Linked DNA regions of Homo sapiens: region 1 is linked to region 2. The links are chromatin loops, found by intact Hi-C in ENCODE. Cell type or tissue: PC-3. All regions are shown on one strand. Links, peaks and the distances in the headings refer to the core of each region. The heading gives the core; the rest is flanking DNA. Region 1 overlaps PRKG1 (protein kinase cGMP-dependent 1). Region 2 overlaps PRKG1 (protein kinase cGMP-dependent 1).

Evidence for each region. A loop is a pair of places that touch in the nucleus more often than their neighbours do. Peaks named below come from ENCODE experiments on the same cell type or tissue, not always from the same donor. Only the 100,000 strongest peaks of a DNase experiment are listed, where the experiment ranks them.
Region 1: it touches region 2 in a loop (2.1-fold over the local background); 1 of 110 quality-filtered maps calls a loop at or near these places.

The regions. Positions count from the first base shown.
Region 1 is chr10:51,545,265-51,550,658 of GRCh38, forward strand. The region is part of intron 3 of PRKG1 (protein kinase cGMP-dependent 1); the gene reads left to right. Among named protein-coding and RNA genes, the nearest start is that of CSTF2T, 150 kb to the right of the region's middle. In PC-3, for the core only: no CTCF peak of the experiment used is centred there; no DNase peak of the experiment used is centred there.
Region 2 is chr10:51,683,679-51,689,072 of GRCh38, forward strand. The region is part of intron 3 of PRKG1 (protein kinase cGMP-dependent 1); the gene reads left to right. Among named protein-coding and RNA genes, the nearest start is that of CSTF2T, 13 kb to the right of the region's middle. In PC-3, for the core only: no CTCF peak of the experiment used is centred there; a DNase peak (open chromatin) is centred at 2,303; H3K27ac peaks cover 287 bases.

The DNA of each region.
Region 1 (5,394 bases), core at 329-5,328, 140 kb before region 2:
ATTTTCTTCAAACTAAACTCTACCTACATTTGAAAGGAGTTTCTTTTATTCTCTAGTGCAGTTATGCCATGTGTTACTATACCTTGGCCTGGTATTAGTAATGAATTTGTCCTCATGGGAATTTGTGACTTACTGGCAACTGTGTGAGTGCTCTTCACTGCTTTGTTAATAACCAGCTCTTTTCCTATAGAGCACGTTTTCCTTGGTGGATGGAAAGCATCCCTTCCTGGGGCATACACTTAATCAGAATATGTAGACAATTTCTATCTCTTAGAGAAGTAGGGACAACAAGCTTAAAAATAACTTACACAGAAGAACAGCAGCAAAGTAATTCGTTTGAATCCTTTTATTATGTTGTTGCCAGAATAAATATCTGTATAACAAGTTCCATCATAGAAAATTATATTAAAGGAATTGTGATTAGGCTTGTCATTTCCCCAGTGTATGTACAAATGAGTTTCTTTATAGCTAGCTTTTACTGTATTCTTAAAATATTACAAACATATATAGTCCACGCTAGCAATAGGAAATCAATGGATAGTTACAAGAAAGAATGACTTCATAATGATTTTTGACCTCCCAAGTCACCAGAAGATTTCAATATGAGAGTCCCTTCCCCCTACACCCCCACCCAGCACCCCCTGTTTCTCTCCTTCTCTTTTTTTCTCTGAACTAGCTTTAGCTGCATGGCTCCCATTTATCTTAATAGAAGTTACTTAATGAAGGTTATGCATATCGCTTAGTAACTCAGTGGTTAAATTATTCTGTTTTGTGCTTTCTGATCTACAGGTATTTTTTTTTTTTTGCTTCAAACATTCACCAATATATTTCACAATTGCTATTTGTGTTTCTAGCCAGATAATTCATGAGTTTATTTTAAAGTATAATTATGCTTATGCAATTTCTGCAAGACATGATATTGACAACAGTGGCATAAGTTCCATCAAAATGTAGAATCTGGTATAAACATTGTTATATGTGTGTATGCGGTAAATATAAGCACACAAAATACTTCTTTAATTTTTTTTCTGAGTGACTAAGTAGTCGTCATAGAGGTTTAGTCTGAAAATGGACTAATAGCTGTTGCAATTGTCTTTTTCAGTTCAAAAATGATAGTTAAAAACTACACTAATTTGTATTAATTCTTACCAGAAAACGGTTTATCCTCTTGTACGTAATACTTTTAATTCTAAATATGTGTGTGTGTCCTGTAAACTTGCTTGAAATACTGGTTTGAAAATGTAATTGGTCTTTATTTAAACTGAGACAAGCCTGTATATGCTACAAATAGTTTATTTTAGCAAGTATAGTCTTTGATAATTTGAACTAATCTTTAAATTCAGTTCACCTTCTACTTAAAAACTTTAATGGTTTTCTACGTACTTCCTTCTCATAAACCTCTGAAGATTTTTATGCATAATGAATAAATTTTATATTCTAAACCTAGAATTCAGCCCCTTGCACAGAAATCTCATCCTACTTATCCACAGTTTTATCTGTGACTCTCCAAGACAGAACTTCTCTTATGGCTAGAAAGGCTTCATGGGCATCCCCACACATTTGCTTCTTCTTCCCTCAAACTTATATCAAAAAATGCCTCCACTTTATACTTTGCCTGCAAATTTTACTCATAGATGAAGACAAGGTTAAGTTCTGCCTTTTCCATGAAAGTTGAATTATTATTGAATCTTATTAAAACCCAAACTGAGCAGTTCTAGTTGAACCTCCTATGGGTGCAAGACTTTGTGACCAATAGCATTGCTTATTATAGATATGTAGGTGTTGGCCTCTACCAGTGGGGCAGTAACCACCCTGAAAACAAGAGCCTCATCACAGACAGGTTTTATATTCACCCTAATATATACATACAGACATGGAATAAATGACTTTTATAAATTTGGAAGTCTTCAAACTTGAAAGTGTTCAGCTAGGTCAAAGCAGGGCAGCTGAGCTTTTGAGAATATTCACATCTGCAAGGATGTTTCCCTATCAGTAAGAACTTTCATTGATCCTATAAAATATATCAGTCAAAACATCTAGATTAAGTCATTTATTTATTTAATATATTAAAAATAGTAAAATAACTTTGACTTGTGGGTTGAATCATGCAAAATTCAACAAGTTTTATAGTTCAAGTGTGGTTGAACGTCAGCAAATTTATATGTTTCAACCTAATATTTGCCAAAATTTTTGGATACAGTAGTAAATAAGAGGCTGTCCTTATGGAACATATAGTATAGCCAATTAGAAGAATTACATTTGATTTTATAGGACACTGAAAGTTCTCATTCTTGTCTAGATGATCTCATGACTGAATTTGTTTGGACACAAGTCCTTACAGCAATTAGATTTTAATAGTAGTTCCCAGTTATACTTGACGAGTAATGGTCTTTTAAAAAAATCAATCTCAAAAGGTTGAGATGTGCCCCATCTTCTCTTACCAATCTATTATTATGTTACCTGTAATCTGCCAATTTCTATAGGTCCCCTAAACTGGTCAATGCATATTGTATTGTCTCTTAAATTGAGAAACTTTATAATTTCAAAGTATGTTCTACGTGCAATTAATGTTACCTTTTGTAGCTTCCTTTCAAGTTATTTCCCTATTACGACAAAAAGCTGTCACCTCAAAGTTGGTGAATGAATTATTGTTCCCCATATTCATGCACATCTTAATTATTAAGGCTTAATTCATTTTTTTAAGCTTTATAATTTCCCAGACCAAAAATAAGAGATTGATTTCTTAATAGTTATCCGTACAAATAGGCTGTTTTGCCTTTCCTGATAACCTGCTTTGCCTAAATTATGAAAGAACAATTTGGAAGAACAAATTGTTCTCTGGAAGAACAGTGGCTGGAAAAAGACACAGTGTTCCAGAAGCTGATGCCCCACAGCTCCCTGCAAGGTTAGGGCAGTATTTTCTCTATTGTCCCCCTGATGATAACCTGCATATTGCTGGCCTTTTTGACTCAGAGCAGCACAAAGGGCTTACGTCTCCAAAAACTTGAACACAGTGACTCCATGTCTTGATCTGAGCCCATCATTTTAAAAAACATAAGTTGGATTCATTTATTTCTAAGTCCTTATATCTGTCTAATATAGATAAACATTATCTTCTGTGTTAATTATAGTAGATTGGTACCAAACTTGGTAAATTTATCTTATTTTTTATTCTTTAGTAGTATTTTGGCATATCACAGACCAGAAAAGTTGTGTGCTATCAAGGCCTCCATTTTAAAGAAAAGTTTTAAATGCTGTCTAATAAGAAATCATTAATGATTCAGTTTTGACTGTTCTTATTTTATCCTCTTTTAGCTCAGTGTTTTCGTAACACTCTACTATGTGCCTGAGATTATCAGCTGATTCCTTTCTATTGTGTTACTATTTCATAAACTACTTCAAAAGCATTTTTGTGTTCTCTTTTATATTTATGGAGGCATTTGAGTTATCAACTTTAGTTTTCTTTTGGGTATACTGGCCTTAGACTGATTTTAACACAATTTCAAAACTTGGTGTTCAGTTTTAGACAAATCTCCAGAGGCTCAGTCCTTTGATTCACATAAAACTACAAGAGTTTGTTGGCTTAGTTAGATCTTGTATGAATCTCAGGTATTTGTGTGTGAAAGCCTAAAATAACACCTTCCCAAAATGTTCACTGCTTACTTTAATTTTACCTGATAAAAAACTTTCTTAGTGAATTTTACTTTAAGAAGCACTGTTTCACTCAAGAATATGGTTAAGAGATTTGATTGGCTTCAGTCAAGAATAATCATGTTATAGGTGGTTCTTTTTGTCCTTCAGACCTTGGGATACCAAGTTTCTTCCCTTCCTTCTTTCCTTTCTTTCTTTTCTTTTCTTTTTTTTTTTTTTTTTTTTTGAGACAGAGTCTTGCTCTGTCACCCAGGCTGGAATGCAGTGGCATGATCTTGGCTCACTGCAACCTCTGCCTCCCAGGTTCAAGTGATTCTCCTGCCTCAGCCTCCCAAAGTAGCTGGGATTACAGGTGCGTGCCACCACGCCCAGCTAATTTTTTGTATTTTTAGTAGAGACAGGATTTCACCATGTTAGCCGGGATGGTCTCGATCTCCTGACCTTGGGGATACCATGTTTGTTAAGAAGAACATCATTCTGGACTCCACTAGACACCCTGCCTAAACTAATATAGAATATTCACTCAATGTGTCTACAATGGCATCTCTTGTTTTACAATAATGACTTAGCTACTAGTTGCGATAGGTTTATTATTTAATCTCTATTACCTGATTTTGAAAGCATTGTTGCCTTCAAGGAAAAAATGGTAGATTACAATGTCCTTATACTAGACAGCTATTTTGAAAATCAGATTACCTGTTTAAAGATGCTGCATTTCTCCTTCTAACATTTTCATGTGACCTAATTAAGCTGACCTTGTTTTCCTGAAGAATTGTCAGTAACTCGTGGTGTTCTCTATTTGGATTATGAAGCTGCTCAGTGTCTTAAGATTAGGGTGATGAGACTAAGGTTTTGCCAGTTTATGTCAAGTGGCCTTATTGACTTTTTTGAGAGCAGCTGCCAAGTTTTTAGCCTTCCGATAAGGCAATAGCAACCTAACCAAATCTCTCTAAGAGAAGCTTTCCATAAACTATTAGTTAGGATGGGGGAAGTGTCCTTGCAAGGGAGGTTTTGTTTTTGTTATTGCTTTTGCCTAGACTCATCCTTCACTTATTATCAGTCACAGAATTCCGTGGCCAGGCTTATTTGAAATCAAGACAGTGTTTACTGATCATAATAGAATTGTGTCACCTTTAATAATACTCAATTCCCTTCCTGTGTATCATCAAATGCACACGAATACCATGATCATCTCTAATACTAAGTCTCTACTAGGAACTACAGGAACCTAAAACTTATAAAATCCATTTGTTACCTTATTGAATGTGAACATGTAAAACTATGACCTTTCCTTAATCTCTAACTATTTCAACATTCCTGTCATGCCCCAATTGTAGTTAGAAAGACATTTTCATGTCTAGATTAGTTAAGAAAACAAAAATCATCTTATTAAGGAAGTCATTTTCTAAACAAGATTTGAGCTAATGCTATACTTTGTCTTTTCTTTTGCTGTCTTCTTTTTTAAAATTAGTTTTTTTTATGAAATCTCCATATAATTTTAGTACAAATGACGAAAGGAGATTATTCTGAGATATGTATTTACTATCTGAGATGACCATGGTGCTTATGGTCATTATTTATCTTCCTTATTTTCATAAATGCCTGGGAATAAACCTCTTAGAGATACAAAATGCTAGTTTTCAAACTTACCACTATTCTAGATTTCCTGTTATTAATGTAAATAATACTAATTTTGGATAGTTTGATAGATTCTCATCAAATTAGTAGATCATATTTGGAATG
Region 2 (5,394 bases), core at 189-5,188:
ATCTGATTGGAACCTGGACCCTGCCATGCAGTGTTCACTTCTTAATTCAGTCCCCAACCCTCAGTCTGAAAACTTAGGTTCCCCCCACCACCCTCCAGCCTGTGGTTGCACACTTGCTTCATCTGGGCATGCTCAACCTGGGAGTCCATGGCAACTGAAAAACTCACAACTTTGTTACAAAAAAACAGAATCAGATTGGTCTATTGCAGTTACAAGAGGATGTAGAGAAACTGGAACCCTCATTTGTTTTTCGGGGGAATGTAAAATAGTTTGGTCGTTTTGGAAAACAGTCTAATGGTTCCTCTGAAGTTAACATAAAGTTCCTATATGATGTAGCAATTCTACTCCTAGGTATATACCCAAGAGAAATGAAAACATATGTGCACACAAATGTTCACACCGGCACTATTCATAATAGCCTGAATGAAAACAACACAAATATCCATCAACTGGTGAATGAATAAATAAAATGTGGTATATTCATACAAAAGAATACTAATTGACAATAATGCTACAACATGGATAAATTTTTTTTAAAAATTATGTTAAGTAAAAGAAGCTGAAGACCATACGTTGTATGATTCACTTTTTAGGAAATATCCAGAATATCTATAGTGAGGAAAAGTAGAACAGTGGTTGCCTAAGGCTGAGAGTAAAAGAGTAGGAAGTGGATCCAGTGTTTCTTTCTGGGGTGATGAATATGTTCTAAATGTAGGTGTGGTGGTGGCTGCACAACTCTATGACTATCGTAACAACCATTACATTGGATGCTTTAAATAGGTGGATCTTATGGTGTGTAATTTATATGTTGATAAAAATGTTAAAAAAAGACACCATGGGAAAAATAGGTCACAGGATTGTTTAAATTAGATATTGACTAGAATTACTTTATATATATATATAAAATTTGGCCAGGCGCAGTGGCTCAGTCCTGTAATCCCAGCACTTTGGGAGGCCGGGGCAACAGATAGTTTGAGCTAAGGAGTTCGAGACCACCCAGGTCATGGCAAAACCCTGTCTCCACCAAAAATACAAAAACTTAGCTGGGCATGGTGGTGCATGCCTGTGGCCCCAGCTACTCAAGAGACTGAGGTGGGAGGATCGCTTGAGCCTGGGAGGCTTAGGATGCAGTGAGCCAAGATCACGCCATTGCATTCCAGCCTGGGTGACAGAGAGAGATCTTGTCTCGATTAAAAAATATATATTTAGTTTTATGGATTTCTTATAAATTATTGTTATTCCATATAAGTATGTCTTCATTCTAAGTTTTGGTTTTCATTGCCTCTATAATCCTAAAACCCAAGTCTAGTACTTGGTTCTTGGGAGAAAAAACAACAAGAAAAAACATAAGGGCAAAAGATTGATTTCATAAATTTTTCACTGTTGCCCAAAAATCACATGTTCTAGACCTGTAATGACCTTCATCACTTAGTGAAAATGATGCCTAATATTTCTCCACATTCAGCCCTCAGTGTGGATACTGTTCGACCTTATTACTTGTCTCTTTCATAAAACTGAATGATATAATGGGGACAGTAAGGGCTTGGAAGTCAGACAAACTTGGATTCAATGGTGCTTCCACCTCTTATGAGCTGTTGTGACTTAGGGCAAATTAGTCAACTTCCTCCAATTTTAGTGAAGTTAAAGATGCTGCGTGTCAAATGCCTGGCATTTCGTAGGTTCTCAATACATGCTGTTTGTATGTTATTTATGACCCAACCTTCCAAAAGAGGACATAGAACTCATAAGTGGCATGTGTTGGTTCTGGAACACTTGCAAGAGCCTTGCTACTAACTCCCTCCCTCAAAAATAAATAACTCCACTCCCCCTAATCTTGTGGCTGATGTCTGAAATTGCACTATTATAGTCTCTTTCCATCAACTCAAAGTATTTGCTCACTGTGTAAATTAAAATGCCTATTGGAATTAAAAAACATTTTAAATAATTATATTTCATGTCTATATCAATATGTTATATTTCATTTTTTATTAAAATAAAAGACTAGACAAAAAAGCTTCCATAATGTGGTGGGGAAGACACAGAAGACTTTCTGAACAGCTGGAAATGAACTGGAGACAGCTCCTCCTGCTTGGGGTGACCAGCCATGATCATATATGTGGAGTAAGTCTGTGGTTTTGTGGGGAAAACAAAACAACAACAAAACAAAAAAAGTAACTATTCCTCCCTCATTCTTTCCTGCCTCCTCTCTTCTTTGAAGAGACCACTCTTCAGCCCTGGTCATTTGTGAGCCTTTGCCACAGTGCTGGCCCTGAAAGGAGATCAGTTTCACAATCCTGCTTGGCTGGCATGGGCTGAGTCACTGACCAGCCCATCAATCCCCTTCCTTCTATGTAATCCTGGGTAAATGAAAGAATGGGCAAGAGATGCAGATAAGCCTCTTTTTTCCTCTACCCGGAATAATCCAGCTTGAATTCCTCAGGACGAGTAGTTTTGGGCCATTTTATTTTACTTTATTCTTTAACTTTTAGGTTCAGGGGTCCATGTGTAGGTTTGTTATACAGGTAAACTGCGTGTCGCGGGGCTTTGGTGTACAATTAATTTTATCACCCAGGTAATAAGCATAGTACCCAAAAGGCATTTTTTTCTGATCCTCTCCCTCTTCACCCCCATCAAGTAGGCCCCAGTGCCTGTTGTTCCTCTCTTAGTATGCATGTGTTCTCGTTCGGCTCCCCCTTATAAGTGAGAACATGCAGGATATGGTTTTCTGTTCCTGTGTTAGATTGCATAGGATAATGGAGCTTTGGCCATTTTAAACCAAGGTTATCACTGGCCAAAGCTCAACTAGCTTGCTTGTGTCAGTACAGGCACTAACTAGGGGAAAAGTTTCTAAAAACATGTTTATCTGAAAATGATGACAATGAAATCCCCACCAATCAAAGATCCTATAAGCCATCTTCCTTCCAATTCACAAAACATTCTAGTTAAGCACATTTGTTTCCCCCATAGGCAAACAAAGCCCCAATTAGGACTGGAATGCAAGTAGTCTGAACACATGTGAAAAGGGAAGATTCTTAAGTTCCCAATTTTTCTTTACAACCTTTTTTGTTTGTTTGTTTGTTTGTTTTTTCTTTTTAGAGGAAGGCTAGAGTGCAGTGGTGCAATCTTGGCTCACTGCAACCTCTGTCTCCCTGGTTCAAGGTATTCTCCTGCCTCAGCCTCCCAAGTAGCTGTGATTACAGGTGCCCGCCATCAGGCCCGGCTAATTTTTTGTATTTTTAGTAGAGATGGGGTTTCACCATATTGGCCAGGCAGGTCTCAAACTCCTGATCCCAAGTAATTTGCCCACCTCAGCCTCCCAAGTGCTGGGATTACAGGCATATATTACACCCAGCCATCTTTACAGCCTCTTGATGGTTTGATGTCACCACTTGAAAGGCCTTGATTTGAATTTAAATTGTTGTTTGCTAGAAATGTTTTGAGTTCACTCATTTAAGGCCAATGAAAACTTTCAAGAAAAAAAAAGTTAATTTGCTTAATTTACAAATGTTGATTTGGTTAATTTGTACTCTTAATTATGATTAGGTTCAAAGACAAGGTTAAAAGCACAAATTGCAGTATAGAGTTTTGCTACCATTTCCAATACATTTACTGAAAATGAAGTAACAGAACAAACACTGGGCTGATCCTTTGAACTATTCTTGTTATACTGGTCCTTTCTTTTTGACACTTTAGAATACTTAGATGAGGTTTGAAAAATTGTTAGCAGCAGAATTCTGTTGAGGGTTTATTCACACTGAATCATAAGCATGCTGATTTGACAGCTTCAAAATTTCTTCTAGAAATCTTGTTTCTAGTCTAGATAAGCTCTGTGTGATGTTAGGCAATATTTCTGGGTTATAGGGAAAGACATTTACAAAAGAAAATGGAGTACCCAGATGTTAGCATTCCTATCTGGATAGTATATCCTACCAGAAAAATAATGAGATTTGTGGGATTAGAGAACAATTTAGGTTTTATGAGATAATTTTTTGACGAATGGTGGTGGCATTCATTCCAGAGAGTCACAGCTTGGCTGAAACAATTTTTGGTGTGCCATGTTTCTGGTGATCATATATAATAAATATAAATGTTTCTACCAATTCAATACAACTTCTTCTCCATATCTAAGGAAAAAAGGGTTACACATATGGACAAAATACATTCAGGTGTCTTCCCCAAACAACAATAATTTCAATTATGCTGTCTTAGGTTTCCCAGTAGATCCAATGTTCACTCAATTATCTGTGAAGGAACAAGATTTTTGTTTGTCTGCTTGCTTGTCCAATGTGGCATCTAATACATGGGCTATCTCCTATTTTCCTCAGATTGGGTAAGGATTTTTGCCAATTCTTGATTTTCTCTGCTAGTGGAAGGGAAGCCATGTAGGTAAATTAAAAATCCCTTCTATTTGTCATAATATTAATTTTATGGTGCTTTTATTTGTTGTTGTCATTGTTTTCACTTTCTTGTAGGATTAAAGCAGTGCTTTTCAAACATTTATTTGCATGTGGATCCTTGGGGATCTTATTAATATGCAGGCTTTGATTCAGCAGGTCTGGGTGGGCACCTAGATTCTGCATTTCTAACAGGCTCCCAGGTGATGCTGGTGCTGCTGGTCTAAGGAGCACACTTTAATTAGCAAGAGATTAGGGTATATTCTGTTCTCCTCAGTATATAACATCACAAGGAAGGGGAAGGAGGAGGACTGGAATGGTGGCAGGCTGGTGTCTCTCCTGCGTAATCCCGTGGAGGTTAAAGGGAGACAACTATGGCAGCACCAAACCTCAGATAACATTTCCTCAAGGATTTTTCTTCCTCTGCCTGAAAAATTTCTGTGAGGAAATTAAAGCATTGACCTGCTTTGTCTAAAATTGCCAGTAACAATCCTTTTTTTTTTTTTTTTTTTTAGTGAAACAAGGATTTGGATGCTTACAAAGTATCAGGGTAAATTCTAGATTTTAAAGATTTTTAAAGTATTTTAAAAAATTACCTTGCCCCCACAGTATTTAACAATGTTGTATTTTTAGCTCCTTTTATAAAATCTTGTAGAAACAGTCAACATAGTTTTCACAGAAATAACTTTTTCACACTCATGCTAATATCAGTCAATCAATCTATATAAAACAAAAAATAGTACAATTGGTATAAACTGGTTTACCATCTGATATGGTTTGGCTCTGTGTCCCCACTCAAATCTCATCTTGTAGCTCCCATAATTCCCATGTGTTGTGGGAGGTACCTGGTGGGAGATGACTGAATCATGGGGGTGGTCTTTCCCATGCTGTTTTCATGATAGTGAGTGGGTTTCATGAGATCTGATGGCTTTAAAACAGTGGTATCCCTGCACAAGCTCTCTCTGCCTACTGCCATCCATATAAGACATGACTTGCTCCT